2 separate regions of the Homo sapiens genome follow, and region 2 is linked to region 1. A link is a loop called in an ENCODE intact Hi-C map of the cell type or tissue named here. Cell type or tissue: PC-3. All regions are shown on one strand. Links, peaks and the distances in the headings refer to the core of each region. The heading gives the core; the rest is flanking DNA.

Evidence for each region. Peaks named below come from ENCODE experiments on the same cell type or tissue, not always from the same donor. Only the 100,000 strongest peaks of a DNase experiment are listed, where the experiment ranks them.
Region 2: a loop joins it to region 1, with 2.0 times the contacts of the local background. A loop is called at or near these places in 3 of 110 quality-filtered maps.

Annotation. Positions count from the first base shown.
Region 1 is chr10:63,279,760-63,295,390 of GRCh38, forward strand. The region is part of intron 2 of JMJD1C (jumonji domain containing 1C); the gene reads right to left. Among named protein-coding and RNA genes, the nearest start is that of MIR1296, 85 kb to the right of the region's middle. In PC-3, for the core only: no CTCF peak of the experiment used is centred there; a DNase peak (open chromatin) is centred at 7,422.
Region 2 is chr10:63,348,758-63,364,388 of GRCh38, forward strand. All of the region lies in intron 2 of JMJD1C (jumonji domain containing 1C), which reads right to left. Among named protein-coding and RNA genes, the nearest start is that of MIR1296, 16 kb to the right of the region's middle. RefSeq lists enhancers at 6,250-6,429, 6,740-6,859 and a silencer at 12,312-12,512. In PC-3, for the core only: no CTCF peak of the experiment used is centred there; no DNase peak of the experiment used is centred there.

The DNA of each region.
Region 1 (15,631 bases), core at 4,141-12,140:
TTAATTAATTAATTTATGTGAAAGAATCCTGAAGGGTTTGAAGACACTAAACCAATACATATTACATATACATTTTTAAATGGGAGTGGGGGGAATCAAAACTTGAATAGGCTGGACACGGTGGCTCACGCCTGTTTTCCCAGCACTTTGGGAGGCCGAAGTGGGTGATCACCTCAGGTCAGGAGCTCAAGACCAGCCTGGCCAACATGGTGAAACCCTGTCTCTACTAAAAATACAAAAACTACCTGGAGTGTGGTGGCACACACCTGTAGTCCCAGCTACTCAGGAGGCTGAGACAGGAGAATCACTTGAACCCGGGAGGCAGAGGTTGCAGTGAGCCGAGGTCATGCCACTGCACTCAAGTCTGGGTGACAGGGCGAGACTTCATATCAATTTAAAAAAAAATTACAGAATAATAAGATCATTTGAAGGAATGCTAAATGTTTTGCCTGGGGAAGAGAAGAGGGGCAAATAATAAATATGTACGATTATTTAAAAAGTTAGTGTAGGCCACACGCGGTTGCTCACGCCTGTAATCCCAGCACTCTGGGAGACTGCGGTGGACGGATCACAAGGTCAAGAGATTGAGACCATCCTGGCCAACATGGTGAAACCCGGTCTCTACTAAAAATACAAAAAAATTAGCTGGGTGTGGTGGAACGCACCTGTAGTCCCAGTTACTCGGGAGGCTGAGGCAGGAGAATAGCTTGAACCCAGGAAGCGGAGGTTGCAGTGGGGCGAGATGGCATCACTGCACTCCAGCCTGGGCGACAAGAGTGAAACTCCATTTCAAAAAAAAAAGATTCTGAATGAAAATTTGTCAAGTCGTCACTATAAGGAATATATTTCTGCCTCTGCCTGGGGATGGTTTATAAAATATTAAAGATTCTTTTCAATTCTAAGATTTTAATATTATCTTGTTCAATCTACTTAGTGTTTAAGAGCAAAGTACAGATAAATGTGATAAACCAAACTCTTCATAAACACTGCTACCACTTGTGTATATATAAAGAAGCATAAAATAAGTACTCCTGAATGTTTCATGTATTATTCACATGAACTGGCAGAATTAAAGGTAAAAAGTAACATCTCCCATTTTAAACTTCATAAAGTAAACCAAGTAGGCTGTCCCGCTTGACAGAAATAAAACGACACAAGATGCTTGTGTGGCATGGGATCCATGGGATCCTTTACCTCTTTTTCTTTTTTTTTTTTTGAGACGGAGTCTTGCTGTGTCGCCCAGGATGGAGTGCAGTGGTGCGATGGGATTTCACCGTGTTAGCCAGCATGGTCTTGATCTCCTGACCTCGTGATTCACCGCCTCCGCCTTCCAAAGTGCTGGGATTACAGGCGTGAGCCACCACACCCGGCCTTTTTTTTTTTTTTTTTGAGATGGAGTCTCGCTCGCTCTGTCGCCCACGCTGAAGTGCAGTGGCACGATCTCGGCTCACTGCAACCTCTGCTTCCCAGGTTCAAGCAATTCTCCCGCCTCAGCCTCCCTAGTAGCTGAGATTACAGGCACACGCCACCATGCCCGGCTAATTTTTCTGTTTTTTTTTTTTGTTTGTTTTTTGTTTTTTTAGTAGAGATGGGGTTTCACCATGTCGGCCAGACTGGTTTTGAACTCCTGACCTTGTGATCTGCCCGTCTCGGCCTCCCAAAGTGCTATGATTACAGGCGTGAGCCACTGCGCCTGGCCTTTTTTTTTTTTTTTTTTTTTTTTTTTTTTGAGACGGAGTCTCACTCTGTGGCCCAGGCTGGAGTGTAGTGGTATGATCTCGGCTCACTGCGACCTCTGCCTCCCGGGTTCAAGCGGTTATCCTGCCTCAGCCTCCAGAGTAGCATGGACAATAGGTGCATGCCACCACACTTGGCTAACTTTTTGTATTTTTAGTAGACATGGAGTTTCACCATGTTAGCCAGGATGGTCTCGATCTCCTGACCTCGTGATCTACCACCTCGGCCTTCCAAAGTGCTGGGATTACAGGCATGAGCCACCATGCCCAGCCAATCCTTTACCTCTTGAGGATAAAAATTAAATATAATTCTGTGGGAATAAGAAATATTATACCATTAAATCAACTCAACCATAAAAGCAATGCTTGTGTTAAAATGTTAATACTCATAAAAATCACAGGAGAAACTGAGGTTAACCTAAAATAAAATGTCCTCAATCTTGAGTCCTGTCAAGCACACCATCCTCAAGGAGTAGGACATATACGTTTGCATATGACTGATTTCCTGACCTTTTTTGGTCAAAAGCTAGTAATATGCCTCTTCCAGTTTTTCCTAATCGTTTCATTGTTTGTCCTCTTAGAAACTTGAATAAGACACCTTTTTTGCACTGGTTTTGTTCATTTCCATCTGGCAAACATCTGTTTCTTGTGCAGTATAAGTCAACAAGGCTCTACAATTATTTCCCCATTACCTCCTTGTTTGTTAAAACTGATGATGTCAGCAACAATCTGGAAGCCAAATTTTTCAATGGACAAATGAGATACACAATTTCCATTAAGTATATGATACGATGCAGTATCTATTTTTGCATATTTAGAAGATTAACATTTAGGTGACAATGATCACCTATGTTAAGTAGTATTTAGATTCAAAACATGGTAAAGTAATAACAAAGTAATCCAAGTTTCTACCATATTTCTTTAAGTATTGGTAACTTATGCCGATATTTTGACAGCAGTGAAATATCAAAGTACTGATATGCAACACAGAAAGACTATACTGAAAGAGAGACCTTTTTCACACAATTAAAGATTGGCACTGAAGTGTTTTCTTTCAATTACAAATTACGATTCATTTAAAAGTTCTTCCCTTTCTAGCATGTTAAGGGGTAACAAAGTTATATTTTTAAAATGTACAGGGAAAACAAATATACTAATCTCCTCTCAGGTCAATAAAATTTCGATAACATTTCTTCTTTAAAAGACCTTCCCCACTAAAACTCTAGGTTTTCTTTTTTTGAGACAGAGTCTTGCTCTATCGCCCAGGCTGGAGTGCAGTGGCGCGATCTCGGCTCACTGCAACCGCCGCCTCCCGGGTTCAAGTGATTCTCCTGCCTCAGCCTCCCAAGTAGCTGGGACTACAGGCGCGTGCCACCACGCCTGACTAATTCTTTGTATTTTTAGTAGAGACAGGGTTTTACCGTGTTAGCCAAGATGGCCTCGGTCTCCTGACCTTGTGATCTGCCTGCCTGGGCCTCCCAAAGTTGCTGGGATTACAGATGTGAGCCACAGCGCCCAGCCCTCTAGGTTTTCTTAATTCAGGTCAGTTTCACTGAAGTCCTGTCCCTCTAAAGGAATAAGACAAGAGTCCCAGATCTAACTGGGAAAGAAAAAAGTTAAGGCCCACTAATGATGTCCAAAAGCCTTACAAGTTCATCCCTGTGGAGACAGGAAAATTTCATAGACTCTTCATAAATAATAAAGATTTCTTCCAGAGTTGCAGTTTCCTACAAAGTTTCAGATAGCCTATAAGCAGTCTGAGCAAATAAACTTCTTTGTAGCAGTGTTTTATAGCTTTGGTAACAATTGCCTTTTCTTTGGGGATCTGAAAGCTTCCCTGTATTAGCAACCTGACCACCTGCTTTCTGAGCCTTTTTTTTTTTTTTTTTGAGACCAAGTCTTGCCCTGTTACCCAGGCTGGAGTGCAATGGCATGATCTTGGCTCACTGTGACCTCCGCTTCCCAAGTTTGAACGATTCTCCTGCCTCAGCCTCCCAAGTAGCTGGGATTACAGGCGCCCGCCACCACACCCAGCTAATTTTTTTTATTTTCAGTAGAGATGGGGTTTCACCATGTTGGTCAGGCTGGTCTTGACTCCTGACCTCAAGTGATGCACCCACCTCGGCCTCCCGAAGGGCTGGGATTACAGGCGTGAGCCACTGCACCTGGCCTTTCTGAGCTTTTTAATAGAACCATTCTTCTTCATTTCAGGAATTCTCAGAATCATTCTTCCTGCTTCCTGTCACATTTAGGTTAAACAATATTTTGTTTTAACTTTGTGCTGTATTCTACTTGGCCTTGGAAAAATGTGGGTATACTTAAAAAGTTACATAATTCAGTGTAAAAAACAAAAAAAAACCATTTAAAGTAGTCATGGAAATATGCATTTTTCTACTCTGACAATAAGAAAAGCAAAATGCTACATAGAGAAGCAATTGTTCATGAACTAGGTTTGTCAAGAGTCAACTTAAAATGTCTGTGTACTTTGCTAGGAAAAAGAGAATTTTCTGTTTTCTTTTCTTCTTTTTTTTTTTGTTTTTTGGGAGGGGGGACGGAGTCTCGCTCTGTCACTCAGGTTGGAGTGCAGTGGCGCAATCTTGGCTCACTGCAACCTCTGCCTCCTAGGTTCAAGCTATTCTCTTGCCTCAGCCTCCTGAGTAACAGGGATACAGGCGCGCACCAACACGCCTGGCTAATTTTTTGTATTTTTAGTAGATATGGGGTTTCACCATGTTGAGCAGGCTGGTCTAGAACTCCTGACCTCAAGTGAACCATCCACCTCATCTTACCAAAGTGCTGGGATTACAGGAGTGAGCCACCCACACCTGACCTGGAGTTTCCTTTATCCTTCTTTTACAGTGGTGAATTAGATTGAGCTTTGTTATGCTTCATTATGTTTATTACTGTCATTCATTCTGAAGAATCCTGAAAGCCTGATGCTGAAGGCTGAGAGTGGTGTTAACCAAGGCCTAGAACCAGTGGTTCTCAAAGGATAACCCTCAACCAGCAGCATCTGCAGAAACACCAACCCTTCATTAACTTCATCCATAGGTTCTTGGGAATAACTTATAATGAAACCAAAACCACAGTCTGATATAAACAAGAGTTAAGTTCCTATGGCATGTTTCTGGTGACAAAAACATCATTAAACTTCGAAATAAGGACTCAAAGCACATTCAATATTTAACATTGAAATAAATGTAAGCTATACATACATTTAAGAAAGATTAATAAAAACAAGCTAATTATTTACCCAATTATTACAGTTCAGAGTTGTGAGTGGCCAGAGCTTATCCTAGAAGCTCACCATTCAAGGCCAGAACCAATCGTGCACAAGATGCCATTCCCTGGCAGGGAAGATTCACACACACACACACACACACACACACACACACACACACACACACACACATTCTCTCTACTCGCTGTCTCTCACACATACACGCCACACATACACACACAATTTACACAAGCAAATTAAATTAGCTTGCACATCTTTGGGATTTGGGAGGAAACCAGGATATCCTGAGCAAACCCACGCAGACATGGAAATAAAGTGCAAACTCCTCACGGACAGTGACCCTACAAGCACCACTGTCACAACCAGTTTGTGACCAAACTGGGCCTACACCATTGATAACAAAATGTCGAGTTATCTCATAGGTATAATGGAGCCCCAAACTGCAAGTCATGTAGCACGCACGACAGAAAAAGCATTAATGACTTAACAACACCTGGAACCAATAATTCCTCTCCTCAGAACCCAGACTGGGACAGGAGCAGAACCTGAATGTCAGAACCTCTTTTGGAAGTGAGGGGTCCATTGGCCGGAAAAGATACAGGGCTAAAATTGGCCTCAACATAACTTACCGTAAATGGCAAAATTTGAAGCCCTCCAATCAGACCCTGCTAAGCCAACATTTCTAAATCCCTTCCCTTGCCCTCTGAGTCCATAAACTTGCCGCAGATCCCAAATCAGAAAGATTTGAGTCTGACTCTTGTCTCCTTCCTAGCCAGTTTTGCCATAAGCCTTTCTTTACTGCCCGGGCAGAGTGGCTGAAGCCTCCAATCCCAGCACTTTGGGAAGCAATCACTTGAGCCCAGAAGTTCAAGACCAGCCTGGGCAACCTGGGGAGATCCCATTTCTACAAAAAATATAAAAATTAGCTGGGTGTGGTGGTGTGTGCCTCTAGTCCCAGCTACTCAGGAGGCTGAGTTGGGAGAATCACCTGAGCCCAGGAGTTTGAGGCTGCAGTGAGCTATGATCACACCACTGCACTCGAGACTGGGCAACACTGTGGGACCCTGTCTCAGAAACAAACAAACGAACAAACAAAACAAAAAAACCTTTCTTTTCTAAAAAGCCAATGCCATAGTTATTGGTTTTCTGTGCACACTGGACAGCAAGCCCATTTGCTTGAGAGCAGCCCCAGCTAGGAATCTATACTTTTTATCATCAATGAAATAACAAAATGACATCATTCAAGGACCTGTTGTAATTAACAATGCATATTCCTGTGCTCCAAACCAGATTTACTGAAATCAGAAATTCTAGAAGTGGGGTCCAGCAATCTGTGCTTTAACAAATTCTTAGGTCATTCTGATACACTATCAAGTTTGAGAATTAGTGGCTTCTAGCAACTGTTCTTAACATTTTGATTTTCGAATCAAAGACCCTTTTAAGAATCTGACGAAAGCTGTAGCTCCAAAAGAAACATGAGACACACACTATTTTGCTCCACAATTTCAGAATTTTCAAGATCACCTGGAGAACATTCTAAGAATACACATATCTAAGCCTTACTCTGTAACTTACACTGAGGGTGGGTCCCAGGAATCCTTAGGTTTAAAAAGCTCTCTGGGTTAGTTCTGAGGTTCAATCACCTTTAGGAACCGTTGCTTCAGCCATTGCGACCGTGAACACGGTTAAGAACACCTGGCCTAGAGTGAATATATCTCAGAGCAGAGCACCTCAGTCCAGAACTTAGACCTTTTCTTAACAGATCAGTTTCCTGGTCACTTTGCTCACTCAACATCCTACTTTCTCAGGAACCACAGGACCTTTAAATAATTTACCAAGAGCTTACATTGGAAAGCTGCCCATCCTCAGTATGTAGCTCTTTGAACCACATAGAGGCCCTTTAAACTTTACCCAATTATACACACCAGGTTTTCAAATACGAAAAATCTAGGGCTAGTAAGAGAATAAGCTCTTTGGTATTTTGCAGAAGATATTTATTTAAAGGTATTCTGGCTTCCTAAAAATATCAAGCAGCTAAATCAGCACCCTGGGAAAGTGGTAATGCTGCCTCCCCAGAATACACAGAAACAGAACGTAAGTAAAAATAGTAAACAGAATAACCTCAAAAGTAGTTTCTTCTTGATGCTTAAAAAAGATGAAGATTCAATCATTGTTGATCTCAACTTTCTATGCATACTAAGAGGAACAAAGAAAAAGTGCCTCAAAAGAAGACACGAGAAACCAGAAGTAAAGTTAATCATTCAACAAAAAATTTATCAGCCCTGGCAACATAGGGAGATCTTGTCTCTACAAAAATTACAAAAATTAGCTGGGCATGGTGGCGCACACCTGTGGTTCCATCTACTTAAGAGGCTAAGTATGTTGCAATACATACAAACCCCACGCCCACAGGTACATATTAGTATAATATGTGGTAAAACCAGCTTGGCAGCTTTTGATGCAAAAAAGGATTAGGAAGTTTTATTCATTCAACAAATATTCATTGGAACATTTAAAGTGTATTAAGCACTGTCTCAGAGATTTTGGGTGATGCAAAGATGAAGCTAAACAGAAACTCAGTAGGAGACAACACTGTTCTGTGGTATGAAGGTTAAAGCTGTCGTTCCACGTATGTGAAGTACCAGTCTCAATACATTGATATCATTTGAAATGAAAATTAAAGACATACCATTCAGAAAGACATTAGAAACATTAGAAAACAAACAAACAAAACAAAGACATTAGAAACATAAGAAAATAAAGCCAAGTGATACGGATAGTGAAGGTCTATCTAGAATCGTTATGTTATGAATGGCTAAAAGAAATAGAAATGTTTAGTCTAAAACCTTCATTATACTTTAATATACACGAAAAATTTCATATATCTTATTCTAGAGCAGAGGATCTCATCCTGAGTTTTCTTAGAAAGCATTTAAGGAGTCTTAGAATACCCTGTAATTATTTGCAAATATTTATAAATATGTGTTCTTTTCCCCTTAAAAGATTAGATTTTCTTTTTCTTTTTTTTTTGAGACAGAGTCTCGCTCTGTTGCGCAAGCTGGAGTGCAATGGTACGGTCTTGGCTCCTTGCAACCTCCACTTCTGGGTTCAAGTGATTCTCCTGCCTCGGCCTCTCAAGTAGCTGGGATTACAGACACCTGTACCACACCTGGCTAATTTTTGTGTTTTCAGTAGAGACGGAGTTTTGCCATGTTGACCAGGCTGGCCTCAATCTCCTGACCTCGTGATCCACCAGCCTCAGCCTCCCAAAGAGCTGCGATTACAGGTGTGAGCCACTGCGCCCAGCTAAATTTTTAAATTTTTTGTAGAGACAGGTTCTCATTTTGTTGCCCAGGCTAATACTGAATTTTCTATCCATGTTTCATTGCAGAGGCAGAACCCACAGACACAGAGGGCCAACTGTATGTACTGAAAAAAAATCCCTGTATAAGTAGATCTATGCAGTTCAAACCTGTATTGTTCAAGAGTCAACTGTACTTGGAATCATATACTATGTAGCCTTTTCAGATTGGCTTCTCTCACTTAGTAAAATGCATTTTTCTCCATGTCTTTTCATAGCTTAATAGCACATTTCTTTTTAGCAGTGGGTAATATTTCAATGTCTGAATGTACCACAGCTTATTTACATATTCACATACTGAAGGACATCTTTGATGCTTCCAAGTTTTAGCAATTATGAATAAAGCTCCTATAAAAAAATCCATGTTTAGGTTTTGGGGTAGATGTGTTTTCAACTCATTTGGGTAAACACCAAGGAATGACTGCTGTATCTTATGGTCTAATCTGTTCATGTCTTTTGCCCATTTTTACGTCAGGTTGTTCATGCTCTTATTGTTGAGTTTTAAGAATTGGTATATTTCAAGGGCTGAATACAGTGGCTCACACCCGTAATCCCAGCACTTTGGGAGGCCAAGGTGTTTGAGACCAGCCTGGCCAACATGGCAAAACCCCATCTCTACTAAAAATAAAAAATTAACTGGACATGGTGGCACATGCCTGTAATCCCAGCTACTTGGGAGGCTGAGGCATAAGAATTGCTTGAACCCGGGAGGCAGAGGTTGCAGTGAGCCAAGATCGCACCACTGCATTCCAGCCTGGGCGACAAAGTGACACTGTCTCATAATAATAATACAATAATAATAATAATAATAATAATAATAATAATAATAATGATAATAATCTGTATATTTTATTTAAGTCTTTTTTCTTAATCCGACATGTCTTTTACAAAGACTTTCTTTACGTTTGCTTTCTCATTCTTTTAATATCCTTAGTTCTTGCAATAAATTGATTTAATAATTCTAGAATCCCAGTATTTTAATATGGGTTATGGGTCTTTTCGTTGCCTGGCCTCTGGGAGACTTTGCCAGTTAGTACACATGGATAATACCATTAAATTAGGGTAGTTTTCTACACAACACTAGTAAAGATCACCTCAGCTATAAAAAATCCAGAACTAGTGAAATTTAAATCATTGTACTTCTACTCAGTTCATTCTTTTCATAGTCATGTAACAAGACTTTCATTTGGTTTATGTGTATACAAATTTAATAAGAGAAACATAAACATTTTTTCTCTTAGAGGACTGGTAAGTTACTTTCTAATGATTCATTTTGCTAGGCACATGATAAAAACTACTTGTGATCTGAAATGAATGAAATAAAAAAATGTAAATTTGTGGATGGAAATATCAACTAAAACAGCAAAAAATAACTTAAACACCTTTGGGAGTATTTGTTTTTTCTAGCAGTGGCAGCAGTGATTTAGCTTATAAATTAAAGTTTCAAGAGCAGTGACTTGCTTTTCATGAATAGTGACAAGCTCTACTTGATTGTTTGCATGTAGTTTAAATTTATGTATTTACAAGTTAAATCCTGTTAAATAAAGCGCCAAGAAAATTTACAAATACCTTAATGCTAAAATAAACAGTATTGTAATCCATATTACTTAAAGTTTCTGGATTACTGGTTGAATCTCATAATTTTTTTAAAACACAGTTTTCAGTGCAGTAGTATATACTATAACAAGATTTTACATAAATATTAGATCACAGATGCCACAAATACTTCTAAATTATGGCATTTTAGAAAGGTCATTCATTATTCAAAAACCTGATTACAGGCAAAAATTCCAAGATGACTGTACCCATGTTACTTATAAAATTTAAATATATAATAAAAGAGTATGAAAATCACAGAAGTTAAAAAAATTTAAAGGAAAGATTAATGAAAGGTGAACAAAATCAAATATTACAATACAGCCTACATCAAATAAGCAATAATAAACAGGACAATTCTTTGAAAATATATAAATTACATGACTGTTTTGGAAAGCACCAAAAGAAGTTTGGGTCAAAATAACCCAAACTTTTATAACTGAAAAAAACAAACCTTAAAGGAAGGTCTAAACTTTTATAACTGAGAAAAGAATCTTAAAGAAAGGTCTAAAAGGCATATATTAGACTTCTAGGGAACTCTGTATATTTCCGAAACTTCTGAAAACACTGAAAAACATTTAAAAGTAAATGGTGGCCAGGCGCGGTGGCTCACACCTATAATTCCAGCACTTTGGGAGGGTAAGGCGGGAGGATCACCTGAGATCAGGAGTTCGAATCCAGCCTGGCCAGCATGGTGAAACCCCGTCCCTATTAAAAATTAGTCAGGCGTGGTGGCGGATGCCTGTAAACCCAGCTACTCAGGAGGCTGAGGCACGAGAATCGCTTGAACCCAGGAGGCGGAGGTTGCAGTGAGCCAAGATCGCACCACTGCACTCCAGCCTGGGCGACAGAGCAAGACTCTGTCTCAAAAATAAATAAATAAAAGTAGATGGTAAAAAGCTTCTGAAGCGATAATATAGGGAAAAGCTACACTGGCAAGACACAAACAAAATAATCCAATAGGACTTTTTTATGTCTAATGTCTATGATTACTCTGAGGTACTTATTTATGGAAAGAGATTAAAATACACACTGTAGCAAAATGCTTGCAATTTTGCTATTACTATAAGTTCATGATATTCAGGATTGGAATTCATGTCACAATAATGAAGAGGACTGGCTGTAGAAATTTAAATTTCTTCATGAAGAAAGTAACGACAAGCTAAAAAAAATCAGTATGAAATCTTTATTTTTTTAAGATAGCAAATATTGAGAAAAAATATTAAGTATATTAGTTGTTTCAAAACATGTCCAAACACTCATAGATATTTAGTAAGAAAAATCTGATTGCAATTACAACTACTTTGTTTCTTTTTAAGAAACAGGGCTTGGGCTGGGCGCAGTGGCTCACATTTCTAATCCCAGCACTTTGAGAGGCCGAGGTGGGCGGATCACGAGGTTAGGAGTTCAAGACCAGCCTGGCTAACACGGTGAAACTCTCTCTCTACTAACAATACAAAAAAAATTAGCTAGGCATGGTGGCACATGCCTATAATCCCAGCTACTTGGGAGGCTGAGGCAGGAGAATCGCTTGAACCCGGGAGGCAGAGGTTGCAGTGAGCTGAGATAGCGCCATTGCACTCCAGCCTGGGAAAAAAGAGTGAAAGTCTGTCTCAGAAAAAAAAAAAAAAAAAAAAAAAGGGCTGGGCGAGGTGGCTCACGCTTGTAATCCCAACACTTTGGGAGGCCAAGGTGGGCGGATCACAAGGTCACGAGATCAAGACCATCCTGGCCAACATGTAAAACCCCGTCTCTACTAAAAATACAAAAAATTAGCCAGGTGTGGTGGCAGGCGACTGTAATCCCAGCTACTTGGGAGGCTGACGCAGGAGAATCGCTTGAACCCGCGAGGCAGAGGTTGCAGTGAGCCGAGATCATGCCACTGCACTACAGCCTGGGCAAAAAGAGTGAAACTCCATCTAAAAAAAAAAAAAAACCGGAAAGAAACGGCTTTGCTAAGTTGCCCAGGCTAGAGTGCAGTGACTATTCACAGGCATGATCACAGTGCACTATGGCCTCAAACTCTTGCCTCAGCCTCCAGAGTAGCTGGGACTACAAGCATATGCCACTGTGCCCAGCTGGAATTACAATTTTGCAATGCTTTTGCTATCCTAGTCTCTATAATAAAGCTGGGTTTACAACTAATCTTTTATTTTAATCTGTCTCTTCATTTCTTTGGGTGGGGGAGGTTGACTGGAAATGGAAAATAAACTATGTATAGACATGAGAAATGTGTGTGTGCATGTCTGTGTGTGTTGTATGTGTGTGTGTATTTGAGACAGGGTCCCACTCTGTTGCCTAGGCTGGAGTGTCATGGCACGATCACAGCTCACTACATTATCAGCCTCTTGGACTCAAGCAATCCTCCCACCTTAGCCTCCTGAATAGCTGGGAACTATAGGCACACGCCACCATATCTGACTAATTTTTTTTAGTTTCTGTAGAGACAGATTTTTTTTTTTTTTTTTTTGCCTAGGCTGGTCTTGAACTCCTGGTCTCAAGTGATTCTCCCACCTCAGCTTCCCATAGTGCTGGGATTACAGATGTGAGCCACTATGCTGGGCCCTAAATTTATATTTCTATTCTGCATTTTAATTTCACTCCCACAGGCTTGTTTTAAAGAATTTTACTAAAATGGCTGGGTGCAGTGGCTCATGCCTGAAATCCCAACACTTTGGGGGGCCAAGGTGGGCAACTGCTTGAGGCCAGGAGTTCAAGACCAGCGTGGCCAACATGGCGAAACCCCGTCTCTAGTAAAAATACAAAAATTAGCTACACATGGTGTTGCATGCCTATAGTCCTAGCTATTCAGGAGGCTGGGGTGGGAGAATTGCTTGAACCCGGGAAGCAGAGGTTGCAACGAGCCGAGATCACGCCACTGCACTCCACCCTGGATGACAGAGCAAGACTCTGTCTCAAAAAAATAAAAATAAAACAGGACAATCATCACATCATACTAATGTTTACAAACATTCTAAAGCCAAATCCACTTCGTCCATAGTCCCTCTTTATTAACAGGATGATATAAAGTCACCTACCATTCTTAATGTCTTCCTTAAAACCACTTCCGGCTGGGTGTGGTGGCTCACGCCTGTAATCCCAGCACTTTGGGAGGCTGAAGTGGGCGGATCGCCTGAGGTCAGGAGTTAGAGACCAGCCTGGCCAACATGGTGAAACCCCTCTCTACAAAAAATACAAAACTTAGCTGGGCGTGGTGGTGCTTGCCTGTAATCCCAGCTACTTGAGAAGCTGAGGCAGGAAAATCACTTGAACTCAGGAGGCAGAGGTTGCAGTGAGCCGAGATCATGCCACTGCACTCCAGCCTAGGCGAGAGTGAGACTTCCTCTCAAAATAAACAAACAAACAAAACAAACAAACCATTGCCTACAACCAACCTAGCCAAGTATTTTCCCCAGGAAGATTACACATTCTAATCCCCATTATCAGAAATAATCACTTCTACTGTTGTTATTCTAGCATCAGTCTCAAAGAATAAATGACTTCCTCGACCTTTTCTTGGTTTGGTGGTCTCAATGCCACCAAACCTTAACTGAAATAAACCATGGTCACTCCATTTTATATTCATCCTTCTTGCCAGCAAATAAACCAACAAATACCTAGAGATAAGTAGTGTGTAGAACCAAACAAATCTTTCTGCTCTCACAGAGCTTTTATTCCAAGAATATATCACTACCTTCCTAGCCATATTCTGATGATCAGACCTCTCCTACTTCTTTTACTTACCACTTACATTCACTGCTACCATTCTCTCAGGTCCATCAAATAAAATATAAATATGTAATATTTGTTTTTCCTTCTTTATCAAAAATACACAATCAACACACTCATTGTCATAAAATAGGGCCTGAAGATAAAATCTTCAGGTCATCCTACTTTTATAATCACATGTGATCTAGCTGTCTAATTCTGCATTCCTTTGAAACTCCTCTCTCAAAGTAATGGCCCAATTATTGATAAATTCAGTCCTCCACCCTCCTCAACACAGAGGCATTCGTATTAATGATAACCTATAAGAGGCTTATTTCTCCTTTGACTTTGAAAATACCATATTCTGATGCTTTCCCTATTTCTCTAATTTTTTTTTTCAATCTTCCCAGATGGCTCCACTTCTTCACAACCCTTAAATGTGGATGTGGCTCAAGATTAAGCCAATCACTTTGAACTCCAACTGATCAACTTATGGCTCTAAGTATTATCTATATGCAGTAAACTGTCACATCTAGGTCCTTTTTCTGACCTTTCCCATGTACTAATTCAGTTCTTTTTAATTTAATTGCCCTTCTTGCATTTAATCTAACTCTTCCAACTGATCCTAAAAGACAAATTTAACTAAATCATTCCCTATTCAAAGCACTTTATTACTACATTTTGCAAGATATCCTAATCATCTTCACCTTGCAGATGAACTCTTCAGCAATTCAACCCTTTCTGCTTTCCAGATTCATAGTTCACTATGGTCATTTTCGTAATTATGCGTATCTCACATCCTTAAACGTCCTCTGTTCTTTTACATTTATTCTCGTCTAATTTAGCTCAAGATGTTTCCCTTTATCTGTTCAGTTCAATCTTTTTTTTTTTTTTAATTTTTTGAGACAGAGTCTCACTCTGTTGCCAAGCTGAAGTGCAGTGGTATCATCTCGGCTCACTGTAACCTCCGCCTCCAGGGTTCAAGCAAATTCTCCTGCCTCGGCCTCCTGAGTAGCTGGGACTACAGGTGTGTGCCGCCACACCCAGCTAATTTTTGTATTTTTGGTAGACACGGGGTTTCACCATGCTGGCCAGGATGGTCTCCATCTCTTGACCTCGTGATCCGCCCGCCTTGGCCTCCCAAAGTGCTGGGATTACAGGCCTGAGCCACTGCACCCTGGTCAATCTTTCCAAGGCCTAGTTCAAACATAGCCTTGTCTATGAATTAATTTCTGTATCTCATCACTCAAAATTAATCCTTTCCTGCTTTATATACCCACTGCTATCTGTTTGGACTTCTACTACCACACAGTAAAAATAGTTTTAACTTGTTATTTATGCATGTATCTGTCTCCACAAAACTTTGGAGTTCTAGGAAGACAAAGATTTCTTCAATTTTGTTTTTGTATTTTCCATAGTATCTAAAAACAAAGGCTATCATTAAATATTTTTAAAGAAGTTCTAAAATTGAGGGTCATTAAGGAAAACACTTTCCACCAGCTCCTAGGAAGTTAATTTTAAAAGGCATTATTGAAAATGTAGAACTAAATTGTTGCAGCCAGTCTACAGTTTTTTATGAGGAAATTATGTAAGAAGAGCCACAACCATCTTAGGTCATCAAATTTAAAAAACAGCAATTAGAAGATAAAGATTCTTTCTGAAGTAGTTAAAAAAAAAAGGAATAGCATTTAGATTTTTTGTTTTGAGTGAGGATCTCTCCGTGTCGTTGGGGCTGGAGTACAGTGGCTTGATCATGGCTCAGTCTCACTGCAGGTGTGAACTCCTCAGATCAAGTGATCCTCCTGCCTTAGCCTCCCTGAGTATCTCAGAACACAGACATGTGCCACTGTGCCCAACTAATTTTTTTTTTTTTTTTGGTAGAGACAGGGTCTCACTCAGGTTGGTTCTGAACTCCTGGCCTGAAGTGATACTCCTGCCTCAGCCTCCTAAAGTGCTCGGCCACCCAAAGTCACAGGTGTGAGCCACCAT
Region 2 (15,631 bases), core at 4,730-12,729, 70 kb after region 1:
TTTTCAAGATAATGGGTGAGTTCTCACTCTATTAGTTCCCAGGAAAACTGATCACTAAAGAGAGTCTGGGCGGTGGCTCATGCCTGTAATCCCAGCACTTTGGGAGGCCAAGGCGGGTGGATCACCTCAGGTCAGGAGTTTGGGATCAGCCTGGCCAACATGGTGAAACCCCGTCTCTACTAAAAATACAAAAATTAGCCAGGCGTGGTGGCAGGTGCCTGTAATCCTAGCTACTTGGGAGGCAGAGGCAGGAGAATCACTTGAATCCAGAAGTCAGAGGTTGCAGTGAGCTGAGATCACGCCATTGCACTTCAGCCTGGGTGACAGAGTGAGACTCTGTCTCAAAAAAAAAAAAAAAAAAAAAAAAAAGCCTTCCCTCTCCCTATGTGATGCCTGCCCTCCTTTGCCTTCCACTATAAAAGGAAGCTCCCCAAAGCCCTCACCAGAAGCAGATGTTGGCATCATGCTTCTTCTACAGTCTGCACAACCATGAGCCAAAAAAACTTCTTTTCTTTATAAATTACCCAGTCTCAGGTATTCCTTTTACAACAATGCCAAGTGGACTAAGACAGTGTTTTTACACAATGCCTGGTATGGAGCAAAAGTCTGTTAACAGAAGTTATCGATACCAGTTTTGCGTTCTCATACACTCTGTGTCAATGATGTTCAAGATATTGTGCTCTAGCACTTGGGGAGAAGAAAGTAAAAAATATAAATAAGACATAATCAATCCCTGTCCTCAAAGTGCTTATAGAATAGTAGGATAGCCAGGCATGTATTAGCAATAACTGTATCTCAAGGCCTCATGTAAATGTTGAAACTTTTTATAAAAAGCATTAGACTTACAAAGAGGAGTCTCTGATTGCAACCAATGGAATCCTTGAAATGCGGGAACTATATGAGTTACCCTGGATTTTTAGAGATTTAATTAGCAGAAATAGGTGAAAAGGCTTCATAGGTGGGGGAAAAGTATGAATAAAAGAATGGACATGTAAAAACACCTAGTATTTTCCAGAAGCGCTACACAGTTAGGTATAGATAAAATACAGAATTGAGGAAAATAGTGATGAATTTTGTAATACTGTAAATTCACTAAAAGAATAATTGACAGATACCTGACATTACAGATTGATAACTGGTAAAGAGTATCTACATAAATTTTTTAAAACTTTAGGGTTTTTAAAAACTCTTGACATTCTGCCCCATCCTGAAAGCTTGTAACTAAAAAGTAAAGCACTTATTACTTCTATATGACAAGCATCCTACGATGTCATAAAAATTTATACCTATAAAAGAAGACAAAAAGAATAAGATTTTAATATATTATTCACATAAAATGATTTTCTCACTTCTCTATCAATGGAATCTCACAACCAAATACTTTTCTGTAACATCCTTATTACCTCCATTTTGCAGAAAAGGTGACCTGACTCATGAGATAAGTGACTTGTGTGTGGGTTTATTGTTTGTGAGTGGCAGATGTAGGAAAAGCTATTCTCACCCAATATCATTAGATACATACTAAAGGGTTTATGTTTTTTCAGATTTTTAAAATCCTTACCTGATTGATCTATTGTCATGATAATCATACTGCCAATTTTATTGCTGATTAAATACCAACTACTGTTCGAAATAACTTTTTTCATTTTTCAAAGTCAAATAACTTTTGCATAGTAATAGTGCCAAGAAATACTATGAATTCGTTGAAGGATTTTATATAGGTAAACACATTTAAAACTCACAACATTACTATGAAGTTGGTATTATTGTTTTCTCCTTTGTAGAGATATGAAAATAGAATTACAGAGGGAGTTAAGCAGTCACCCATAATTAAACAGCTAGTGAGCTGCAGAACCAACTTTTTTTTTTTTTTTTTTGAGACGGAGTCTCACTCTGTCACCCAGGCTGGAGTGCAGTGGTGCAATCTCAGCTCACTGCAAGCTCTGCCTCCCGGTTTCATGCCATTCTCCTGCCTCAGCCTCCTGAGTAGCTAGGACTACAGGCGCCCGCCACCGTGCCCAGCTAATTTTTTTGTATTTGTTTAGTAGAGACGGGGTTTCACCATGTTAGCCAGGATGGTCTCGATCTCCTGACCTCAAGATCCGCCCACCTTGGCCTCCCAAAGTGCTGGGATTACAGGCGTGAGCCACCGCACCCGGCCCAAAATTTTTATATACATTAAATATTTCTCCCAACTCTGGTGCTGTATTTATGACTAGATATGTAAGCAATCATATTTAATATACATCTATATATATTACATTAACATTTGATATAGATTCTGTTCTTCTCTGAACTGTGCCTTAACAAACAGAAATTTTTCTTTTTTTTTTTTTTTTGAGATGGAGTCTCGCTCTATCACCCAGGCTGGAATGCAGTGGTGAGATCTCGGCCCACTGCAACCTCTGCCTCCCAGGTTCCAGCAATTCTCCTGCCTCAGCCTCCTGAGGAGCTGGGATTACAAGCGCCTGCCACCACGCCCAGCTAATTTTGGTATTTATAGTGGTATTTATATTTGGTATTATTCACAATGTTGGCCAGGCTGGTCTTGAACTCCTGACCTCAGGTGATCCAGCCACCTCGGCCTCCCAAAGTGCTGGGATTAGAGGTGTGAGCCACTGCACCCAGCCTATAACCATTAATACTATAACCAATCATAATCTAACGTGAATAATTCCAATATATGTATTAAATTTGTATAAAACAAGTTTGAGGTCTATTATAATTCCTAGACAACATTAATTTCATTTACTTCAAAACTGGGTCGTATGAAAAAAGCTGGAATGGTATATAGACTTTTCTTCTTTTACCCTGAGAGCATTTGCTGAATGGGGACAAACAAAATCAAGTTTATAGAGCCTTGTGGGGAAACAAAAATAGAACATAAAATCACCCTCTGTTCATGCAAAGAAGACTAACAAGAGACCTACAAAGGGCTAACTACTCATTGGGATAACAGAGTACCAGAAGTAAACCTACCCTAATTCTTTTTACCTTCACAGGTCTGCAAGGAAAGCTAGGTTAGCACCGAGCAAATACGGCTTAAAAAAAAATCCTTGAATGCCGTAACCACAAACCAGTCCCAGTATGAATTCATTCACATCATTTTAGTGATACAAAAAACTTCAAGCTTTCAATTTAATGTAGTCCAAGGCCATCAGTGCCATCTCCCCAGATATACAGCAGACACAACAGCAAATCCTCTCTAGAGAAACCTACCTCCATTCTAGACCTAAATCATTCTCAAAAATCTCCCCTAACCATCTCATCCTAGTAAGGAGGGGCGAGAATAAAAAAATATACACAAGGAAACAAGGTCACATGACTGAGAACCAATGAAGACAGAAAACAAAAAAATTTTAGACATAGGAATTAGCAGATACAGATTAACACAGACTAACTTGAGGTACTTTGTGTTTAACGAAATAAAGGTAAGTTTAGAAATACGTTTAGAAACAAATTAAATGAGCAAGTAAAATTGAAAAAGAACTACACAGAGCTTCTAAAAATAAAAGACTAATAGACATATTTTCAAAAAGCAATGAATTGATAAAAGTTTATTAGATACCAATAAAAAGGATAAGTAAACTGGAAGTCTGGCCAGCCATGGTAGCTCACGCCTGTAATCTCACCCCTTTGGGAGGCCGAGGCAGGTGGATCACTTGAGGCCAGGAGTTAAAAACCAGCATGGCCAAAATGGTGAAACCCCATCTCTACTAAAAATACAAAAATTAGCTGGGCGTGATGACATGCATCTATAATTCCAGCTACTCAGGAGGCTGAGGCATGAGAACCACTTGAACCCAGGAGGTGGAGTTTGCAGTGGGCCAAGATAGAGCCACTGCACTCCAGCTTGGGTGATGGAGTGAGACTCTGTCTCAAAAAAAAAAAAAAAAAAAAAATTTAAACTGGAAGTCAAGTCAGAGGAAATACAGCACAGAGGCAAAGCAATAAAACAGTAAAAATAATATACAGTTGACCGCTGAACAAGAGAGGTTTGAAATGCATAGGTATGCGTAGTTTTTAATAGAACATGGATCAAAAATACAGTGTTCATGGGATGTGAAACCTGTGTATACAGAGGGCTGACTTTTTATGAGTGTGTTCTACGGGGCCAACTTCAGGACTTGAGTATGTGTGGAATTTGGTAAAAGTAGGCTGGTGGTCCTAGAATGCTATTCGGAGTTCCACTAATGGAGGAATGGTATTGTTCACAACACTGAACAAAACCAATCCTGACGACTGTATTCATGGGACATACAGTCTACGAGGAGAGACTGATGGTCATCAAACAACATAAAATATATTACATTTCATGTGTGATAAATGAAGTTAGGAAAATTTATTAAGTACTTTCCTCAATCAAGACCATGGGTGTAGACAGCCCTTTCATGAAGACATAAAGTAATATCTGAACTATGAGTCAAGTTAACTAGGAAAACTTTCTAGGCAGAGAGAACAGTATATGCAATAGAACTAGGCAGAAGAAAATACAGTATTTTTTTGTAAGAACTCAAAGAAACTTACAGCAATAAATTGTGAATAAGATTTGGGAAGGGGTCACGGTAATGATGGTGGTTCATAAGGCTACAAAGGGAAGACCATGCAAGTCTTATAAATGAATATATTTGGTCTATCTACTACTAATGTGAAGATGCTAACAGATTTTATGCAAAGCAGGTGAAACGGTAGATTTTTATTTGGAAATATATTCACAATAATTGACTGCTTCCTTTGGGAACCACAGGTACTTTGGGAATCTTTTTTGTTTTTTGGTTGAGACAGTCTCACTCTATCACCCAGGCTGGAGTGCAGTGGCGTGATCTCGGCTCACTGCAACCTCTTCCTCCCAAGTTCAAGTGATTCTCCTGCCTCAGCCTCCGGAGTAGCTGAGATTACAGGCGCGCACCACCACGCCCAGTTATTTTTAGTAGAGATGGGGTTTAACCATATTGGCCAGGCTGGTCTCGAACTCCTGGCCTCAAGTGATCTGCCCGCCTCAGCCTCCCAAGCGCTGGGATTACAGGTGTGAGCCACCATGCTTGGCCAAGGGAATCCTTGTTTAAATTTATTACTGAGGCTTTTTTTGTCTGTTTGTTTTTGAGATGGAGTCTCGCTTGGTAGCCAGGCTGGAGTGCAGTGGTGCCATCTCAGCTCACTGCAACCTCCGCCTCCCAGGTTCAAGCAATTCTTCTGCCTCAGCCTCCTGGGTAGCTGGAACTACAGGCACACACCACCACACCCAGCTAATTTTTGCATTTTTAGTAAAGACGGGGTTTCACCATGTTGGCCAGGATGGTCTTGATCTGTTGACTTCATGATCTGCCCGCCTTGGCCTCCCAAAGTGCTGGGATTACAGGCATGAGCCACTGCGCCTGGCCCTGAGTTGGTATTTGTATAGTAATCCAGCATTTAACTGCAAAGGTTAAGTACAATATAAATAGTAATCCACAACTTCAACAAATTAAAAAGGTGATCATGAATCAATTGTCCCCACAATTAACAACTCTCTTATCACTAAGAGAAGGGTAGTCACTAGTTTTTAATCTAATGAAATTGTATATTTTTCTTAACCTAAAATTATTCATTTTTATTGTTTGAACATATTGCCTATTTAATTTTTAAGTTTATGAATGTACTGTATTATTTACTGTGTCTAAGTAGCTGAATTTATCTTATTAATCATTTCTTCATTTTAACCAATTTTTCATATTTTTTATTTGTGTAGCTCTCTGGATTTAACAATCTTATCCTTTTTTATTTATTACAACTGAGATGAGCATGCTAAACTTATTTTTACATAAACTTGTATATTTTACTTTTTCTCTAGTTTTAAAAATACCTTTTCTATTTTAATCATCTTTTATATTTACTTTTTTATTATTCAGAGTATTTTCTACCTAAATTTTCTACTGCTTTTTTCTGTTTATATTTATTTTAAAAATTTTAATATATCTGAATTAAAAATAGACAGCAGCTGCGTGTGGTGGCTCATGCCTGTAATCCCAGAACTTTGGGAGGTTGGGGCAGGTGGATTGCTTGAGCTCAGGAATTCAAGAACAGCATGGGCAACATGGTGAGATCCCATATCTACTTTAACAAAAAAAAAAAAAAAAAAAGTCAGGCATGGTGGTGTGCACCTGTGGTCCCAGCTACTTGGGAGGCTGAGGTGGGAGGATCACTGAAGCCTAGGGAGTGGAAGTTGCAGTGAGCCAAGACTGCACTACTGCACTCCAGCCTGGGTGACACAGTGACATCCTGTGTCAGGAAAAGAATAAACAAATAAATAAAGATGGCTTTCAGCACAATGCTGAGTAAGATAGAGATTTTTGTCTTAGAAAAAAAAAAGCAAGTGATTCTCTAATCTCTCTCACTTGTGCTGCCATGTTCCAACTTATCTACTTTTTTTTAAACATTTTGAAATAATCACAGATTCATAAGAAATTGCATTAAAAAACAAAATCAGGGAGGCCCCTGAGGACCCATCACCTGGTTTCAAGATGTTATGCAAAGGTCACATCTTGCATAGTTACAGTATAATTTCAAAACCAAGAAACTGACATTAAGTACAAACCACAAAGCTTATTTCCATTTCACCAGTTTTACATATACTCATTTGTGTGCATATGTGTGCGCATGGCTGTGCAGTTCTATGCAATTTTGTAATGTGCAGATTCATTTAACATCATGACCACAACCATAACAGAGAATTGTTCCATCATCACAAGGATCCCTATTGCCTTCATTTATAAAACTCTTGAAACAGAGCCTAAATTTATTTACATGAGACAGACCAGAAAGCTACTCTTGGAAGAGAAAAAATTGAGCAGTATGTGAAAGAGGGAACAACAGTAAAAAGCTGAGGAGTTGGAAAAGAGAACTTTTCCAGTGACAGCTGTGTGAGAGTTGCTCTTGGTTGGAAAGAAAGATATGCAAAGATGATTTTGTAGAAGTTTTATTCTATGATGTTTTCCCTAGTTACTTATTAAAAAAAAAAAGGTAATGTGTGCTCATGTGCATTTATCTTAGATCATATACAATAATGAGATGGGCGCCCAGTGAGAAAGCAAGCAGGTCCAACTTTATTTGGACTACACAATAATGAGGTTTCAAGGCTAGCTGATTTAAAGCCCAAAGAAACCACAATCGAGCTGAAATAGCAGGCTACTGCATCACTATTTCTCTAAAATAAATTCATCTTGTGTTCCAAAATTACTCATATGTTCTTCAAATAAATTATATTTAAATGAGGACTTCTTGTAGTCCAATGTGAGGAAAAATTAAGCATAAAGACCAATTATATTACATGAAAAATTAAAAGATAGTGTTAGGGTTACACAATCTACATAGCAGCATATGGCAGTGCTACATTACAGTAACAAAAGGGATTGTAAAAGATTTAATCCAGACTCATATGTAACACAACTACCTACATATTACTGACCAATAACTACTTCATCTACTACAAAGTAGAAGACAAACTTTACCTACAAACACAACGTTATGTCTGAATACTAGATATTTTCTGGCATTACTCACTAAAAAGTGGGAGATACAGACACATGAAATACAAATATTTCTAAATCTGTAATGATTTCTTCATCATCAAAGAAAGGACCTCCTTCCTTCACTCTGAAAATGAATTACTTTGAGCTAGTTTACTCCAGACCCTCACTGAAGAACAAAAAAGACCTGAGAAAGCATTCTTTGATTCCTTGAAATCCCTAGTGGACCGGACCCTCAAGGTTAGCACAAGCACCTTCGGGCTTACCAGATTTAGGAGATATTACAATGGTTTGGACTGTTATTTTTCATTGTTCATCCATCTGCCTTTCAACTTTACAATCATAAGATATCAAAATTGCATTTCATTCACAAGGCTGTATATGTATATAAGTTCTCTATTTAGTTTAAAACAACACTTTTGGTAAATATTTATGTTTACCCAGAAAGAAGGAAGCAAAGTGAGGCAGGGAGTAGGAAGGGAAGGCAAGTCTGAGAACATGTAACAATCTGTTAGCTAAGGATACCCCTGGGAAATACAGGAAGAGAAAGAGAGAACATTTTCACTTTTAACTTTATACTATTCACAACTATTCAAACTTCAATATACAGTTGATTCTGACTTTAGCAAGTTAATTAACTACCCTATGCCTGTTTATTCATCTATAAACAAGAATAATAGTGTCTACCTCAAAAGAATAATGTAAAACACTGAGAAAAATATCTGGAACTTGGTATGCCTTCAAAAATGAACTAGTAATAATATATTACTGACATTATATCTTTTTTTTTTTAATGGACTCTCACTCTGTCGCCAGGCTGGAGTGCAGTGGCGCGACCTCAGCTCACCGCAACCTCTGCCTCCTGGGTTCCAGTGATTCTCCTGCCTCAGCCTCCCCAGTAGCTGGGACTATAGATGCGTGCCACCACGCCCATCTATTTTTTCTATTTTTAGTAGAGATGGGATTTCACCATGTTGGCCAGGAATAGTCTCAATCTCTTGACCTCATGGTCACACAAATATATTTTTTCAAATGGTAAATTCAGATGTGTTTGTTTATTTGAGACAGAGTCTCGCTCTGTTGCCCAGGCTGGAGTGCAATGGCACAATACTGGCTCACAGCAACCTACGCCTCCCAGGTTCAAGCGATTCTCCTGACTCAGCTTCCTCAGTAGCTGGGATTACAGGTGTGCGCCACCACACCTGGTTAATTTTTGTATTTTTAGTAGAGACGGGGTTTCACCATGCTGGCCAGGCTAGTCTCGAACTCCCGACCTCAGGTGATCTACCCGCCTCTGCCTCCCAACGTGCTGGGATTACAGGTATGAGCCACCAAGCCCGGCATAAATGTGCTTTAAAAGAGTATCAAAAGATATTTGTATTTATTTTTCATAAAACTCTTCACAATTGCAGTTACCTATTTGTGTCAGACGGCAGAGATTCACAGTATCTACATAATGCTTAGCCAACAGTAAGTATTCAAATATATTTATTGAATGAATGAAATTATCTCCCAACACAGATAGGATGCTGTGTTTAAAATGTCAAAAGACACAGACAGACAGACACACACACACACACACACACACACACACACACACACACAGAGACAAACTCCTTACATAAAAAAGCAAGCACTTTTAGTACCCAAAACAGACTTCCCCTGCCAGCCCCCAAGAACTAAATAAAAAAAAAAAAAACCTCTCAAATTAGAACACATGTAGACGTGGCAACTGTATTTCTGGACAGGAGAAAAATGGAATCAACACCCTTCATATTTAAATGGCTTGCTGTTCTTGGCTGTTTTGAATTACAATAATGAAAAAGTGAAAATCCCAAGTAATTCCAAGTATAACAAAAGAGATGAATAGATATAGGAAATACTTATAATGGAAAGGTCAAGGAATCAAGAAATGATTCCAAACTATCATCTATTTTAGGATACGAAAATTTTTTCACAGATTATAACCAAATAAAACTCACTATGGCTTAAGAAATAGGCAAAACCAGAAAAGTTCTACAACATCATAGAAATCCTGAGAAATCTAAACATTCTGTTAAATTCTAGTAAATGGCAACTAATTGTCATGTTTGGATAAAACAATGAAATATGACATAACAATTTAAGAAATGGGGTAAAAAAAAAAAATCTGAAGATAGATACGGTGGTGTGTACCTGTCGTCCCAGCTACTCACAAGGCAGAGGCCAGGAGTTCTAGTCCAGCCTGGGCAATATAGCAAGATCCTGTCTCTTTAATACGATATAATTAAGATATATCATATATTAGGGTTAGAATAGGGGAAAAACGGAAAAAAGAAAAAATTATGAAAACTCAGTAATATGGTTTTTATTAGGATTTAGATCCTAATAAAATCACAACAAAAACAAGATTTTAAAACAGAAAAAAAGCTGTATAAAAGTTTGAACATATGGCAGTAGAAGAGTGGGGTGGGGTCCCCAGGTAAGTTTCAACGTTAATAGAAGAGAATGCAATACCTCCATAACCCAGGGGCTGTTAAAGGCAGTCTGGAAAGGCGGCCAGTTAAAACTATCTAGTTCAAAATACTACCTTAAGTTCTACAACATACATTCACATTTAAAACAGTTTTGATTAGTAACGATCAGATTGTATCTTGTGGACCCTCCGAAAATGAAGATGACAGAAAATCTAACCATGTTGGACCTTCAAAATAATGACCTCCTTCAATTTCCACCGAAGCATGGTAATTGTGTGAATTTAAGAATATTACTACCAGATAGAAATCCATTTCATATTCTTTGAGCAGCCATACTAATGAAAGGAACACCTGTTATACTAGAATATTTGAGAACCTAAATTCCCATTTAAATTGGAGTTGTTTCATAATCCTAGTAATGTTAATTCTTAGAAAGTAACATTTTGTTTTAGTATCATCTTAGAGATTGCTATTATAATTTCTCACTATTACCTAGCCATTGGTATAACTGGCCTGGGCCATATTCATGGCTACCACCATTTCTACATTCACAACTATTTAACATTTTTCTAAGCTGTTGTGCACATTTATCATGGTAATAACCACATATTATGTTCATACATTTGTTCTGGACGTTTTACAGAGAATTTATCCTACTAACTTTCATTTTCTTAAAACACAGCAGTTTCTTCAAAAGTTAATTTTTGAAAATGTGATCTAATATTTTTATAATGACAAAACATTTTTGTAGAACTGGTTTTATTTCCCTTGTTTCTTTCTGCATTCCACATAATGTGACCAATTTACCTGAATATGACTATCCAATTTCTAACTTCTTATTACATAAAAAATTGAATTTTAATGAATACTTTTCATTACCCATGATAGGAATTTTGTGGTCTCAGTACAAGTTTTAACTTTGTTTTAATCTAGTTGAAATGTTTCTTTTCTAGCTATTGAGTTGGTCGTTTCCTCCTGTTTCATGAAATCATTTTATCAGAGTTACTAATGTCACAGAAATGCTAATCAAAATATAGTTATTGAAGAAAGTACTGAAAGTTGTTATAACTGCTCTTACAATTTAGAATTTAAACTCTTTTTTAAGGATGGCTTGGTATTGTTTCCATATGGTAACCCGGTACTTTTAGATTCAAGAGAATTAAAAAGATTGGATCTGCATATTTTCCTATCAGTCAGTGTAGCATTTAAAAATACCTTTTGTTCCTTAAAAAAAAGGTATGGAAGACCTTATCTTTTCTAAAGATAGCAGACAGAAAACAATAAGGAATACCACAGAGAAATCTTAAAATAGGGAGCAGAATGGCTTGTGTCTGTAATCCCAGCTACTTGAGAGGCTGAGGCAGGAGAATCAATAGAGGCCAACAGTTGAAGACCAGTTTGGGAAACATAGCAAGATCCCCCATCTCTTAAAAAAATTAAAGAAAAAGATTTGCCAGGCATGGTGGTGGTGCATTCTTAGAAGAATGATCCTCTCACCTCAGCCTCCCCAGTAGCCCGCTAAGTCACAGCTACTTGGGAGGCTGAGGTAGAAGCATCACTTGAGCCAAGGAGTTTGAGGTAATAAGGAGCTATAATCATGCCACTGCATTTCAGCCTGAGTGACAGTGAGACCCTGTCTCCGAATAAAAGAAATGAAATCTTAAAATGTACTTTGTTTAAACATGTATTAAGCAGGTATTATATACCTAATCTACTCTGTGGATATGTTTTAATCCAACCTTGTAAGTCTTATTTCCAGCACCTTAATTTTAAAACTTGGCTTGCAATCTTGGTAAGACTAAACTTGCAGTCATGCAGTAATTTCCTAAAAGGATATTTGACAATAGGTATGTTTAATTTAATGAAAATCCAACACAAACATTTTTGTTCATACCAAAATGATTAGAAATCACTAATTAGAATTCTTACCAGATAGGCAGGTAGACAGTTTTTGGATAATGATGGCATGCTTATATTATAAAAAAATTACTGTTAATAAAGATAAATATTACATACCACAAAAGTTACATGTTTCAAATATATTTAAACCTGATTTTAAAAGTATAGTTTCTTTTTTTATTTTTGAGACAGAGTCTCACTCTGTCACCTAGGCTAGAGCACAGTGGTGAGATCTTGGCTCACAGCAACCTCTGCCTCCTGGGATCAAGCGATTCTCCTGCCTCAGCCTCCCAGGTAGCTGGGATTACATGCGTGAGCCACCGAGCCCGGCCTAAAAAGTATAGTTTCCATTAAATACTTTCAATTGTTTTCCATTATCTTCGTCATTACAAATGAACAGTTTCAAATATTAACTTTGGCTGGTAGCTTAAAACTACAATTTTTAAATTTATTTTTGAATAACTAAATTTTCTAATTTTAAACTTAAGTGAGTTATTTTAATGTTTTAAGAAATAAATAACTAGGCCAGGTGCAGTATCTCACATCTGTAATCCCGGCACTTTGGGAGGACAAGCTGGGCACATCACCTGAGGTCAGGAGTTCGAGACCAGCCTGGCCAACATGGCGAAACCCTGTCTCTACTAAAAATACAAAAATTAGCCAGACATGGTGGCGCATGCCCGTAATCCCAGCTACTTGGGAGGCTGAGGCAGAAGAATCATTTGAACCCAGGAGGCGGAGGTTGCAGTGAGCTGAGATTGCGCCATTGCACTCCAGTCTGGACAAAAAGAGCAAGACTCCGTCTCAATAAATAAGTAAGTACATAAACAAATGAACAACTTGATACTTGTATACCTAGAACTTGGTATACATCAAATACTAAAAAGAAAGAAAAGTCAGATAAAAAGCAGAAGTGTCTCTGGGGTTTGACAAATAGTTCAATTGAAAGCAATTAAAATTAAAAATCAGCTTCCTCTCAATTTTATTTACAGCATGTCTTAAGTTAAGGACTCAGTAAGAATAACCTACTCCAGAGGCTGCAGTGAGCTGAGACTGTGCCGCTGGACTCCAGCCTGGGCAACAGAACAATACTGTCTCAACTAAAAAAAAAAAAAAAAAAAAAAAAAAAAGAAAAAGAATATCCTACTCCTCAATTTCATACACTTAAGAAATATGGAAAGCAAAGTCCAAAATTATAGAGCAGAAAAAATTTAAATCTACTTTTAAATGTACTTAATTTTGGAAAACAATTTAAGAGGATATTTAGAATAATGGTTCACTTCCTTTTTTCATGCAACTTCAGAAATACTGGCTTTTTAAAAATCACTAGTTTGGGCCAAGCACAGTGGTTCACACCTGTAATCCCAGCACTTTGGGAGGCCGAGGCGGGTGGATCACCTGAGGTCAGGAGTTCCGAGACCAGCCTGGCCAACATGGCAAAACCCCATTGCTACTAAAAATACAAAAATTGGCCGGGCATAGTGGCACATGTCTGTAATCCCAGCTACTAGGGGTGCTGAGGCAGGAGGATCACTCGAACCTGGGAGGCGGAGGCTACAGTGAGCCAAAATCATGACACTGCACTCCAGCACGCGCAACAGAGTGAGACTGCATCTCTAAAAAAAAAAAAAAAAATCACTAGTTTGAAAGAAGTGTTTACCAATAAAATCAAGAAATTCCTTTTAATTCATAACTAAAGTGTCTTTTATTCATTATCTACTCAACAGCTAATAGTATCAGGTATTCAGCCTCTACTGAATAACTTTAAGTGCACAATTCTTGCCATCAGATAGGCAAAAACTTAGTTGTAAATCACAATAGTTTAAATAGTTCAGTTACACATATATATATTTATTTATATATATATTTATTTATTTTTTAAGACAGGGTCTCACTCTTTTGCCCAAGCTGGGGTGCAGTGGCACAATGACAGCTCACTGCAGCCTTGGCCTCCAAGGCTGAAATGATCCTCCCGCCTCAGCCTCCCAAGTAGCTGGGACTACAGGTGGGCACCACCACACCTGGCTAATTTTTGTATTTTTTAGTACAGGTATGGTTTCACTATGTTACTTGGGCTAGTCTCGAACTCCTGGGCTCAAGCAATCTGCCTGCCTTGGACTCTCAAAATGCTGGGATTACAGGCATGAGCCATCATGCCTGGCCTAGTATATTGTATTTATATATAATTCCTAAAATATGATCAGTGCTTAGAAGACTGAGGATCCCTGACTAAGCATTCATAATTAAGCATGAGGCACTAAAAAGCTATTGAAAAACACTTTGTGAGTGAGAGTGGCTTGGTGAGTATTACTGTAGGGCACTTATTACCAGTATTTATTATTGTTCTTTTCTCAGGGACCTTCACTTTCCCTGAGGTAACAATCCTCTAATCATTTCAGGGGGGACGTAACTGGTTGACATGAAATAAATGGGGCTGAAAGAACCACTTAGAAAAAGGATTTTCATTTAATGCACTTGTCCTATCAGAAATTCTGATGGGCCAAATGTCCTTAAAGCCAGAACCTCTACTGTTCATATTCTTGAGAGAATGTACTGTAAGTGGTGAAGAGGTTAGCTTGCCAACTGTGAGAAGTATGAAGAAAGCACTGGGAGTCTACTTCTCTTCATACAATTCTTTTTTTTTTTTTTTTTTTTTTTCCTGATGGAGTCTCGCTCTGTCGTCCAGGCTGGAGTGCAGCGGTACAATCTTGGCTCACTGCAACCTCTGCCTCCCGGGTTCAAGCAATTCTCTTGCCTCAGCCTCCCGAGTAGCTGGGATTAGAGATGCATGCCGCCATGCCTGGCTAATTTTTTGTTTTTGGTAGAGATGGGGTTTCACAATGTTGCCCAGGCTGGCTGAGAACTCATGAGTTCAGGGAATCCGCCCACCTTGGCCTCCCAAAGTGCTGGGATTACAGGCGTGAGCCACCACGCCTAACCCATACAATTTTTCGATCAATTCCTGCATTATCAGTTCCCACCATCACTTCTACCATGCAAAGCATCTGGGGCTTTGATTTTGAACCTTTCTAAAATCTGCTAGCATTCCCCTCTGATGACATTTAGATTTCAGGTTTTTCTTTTTATGAGACAGGGTCTCACTCTGTCACCCATGCTGGAGTGCAGTGATGGCTCACTGTAATCTCTACTTCCCAGACTCAAGTGATCCTCCCCCTCTGGCCCCAGCCTCTCCCGGGTAGCTGGGACTATAGGTACACGCCACCATGCCTGGCTAATTTTTTTTTTTTTTTTTTTTGAGACAGAGTCTCACTCTGTTGCCCAAGCTGTAGTGCAGTGGCATGATCTCAGCTCACTACAGCCTCCACCTCCCGGGTACAAGCAATTCTCTTGCCTCAGCCTCCTGAGTAGCTGGGATTACAGTAATGCGCCACCATTCTTGGCTAATTTTTGTATATATTTTTTTTTACGTAGAGACTGGGTTTCACCATATTAGCCAGGCTGGTCCTCAACTCCTGACCTTAGGTGATCCGCCCACCTTGGCCTCCCAAAGTGCCGGGATTACAGGTGTGAGCCACTGCGCCCAGACTGTCTGGTTAATTTTTAACTTTTATGTACAGATGAGGACTTACTATGTTGCCCAGGCTGGTCTTCAACTTCTGGGCTCAAGCGGTTCTCCCACCTTGGCCTCCCAAAGTGCTGGGATTGGAGTGGGCAAGGGGTCAAAACAAAAACCTAGTGCTGAGATTACAGGCGTGAAGCCTGGCCCAGTTTTCTTTAATCCTGTTAAATTGGTCACTAATTGACACCCAC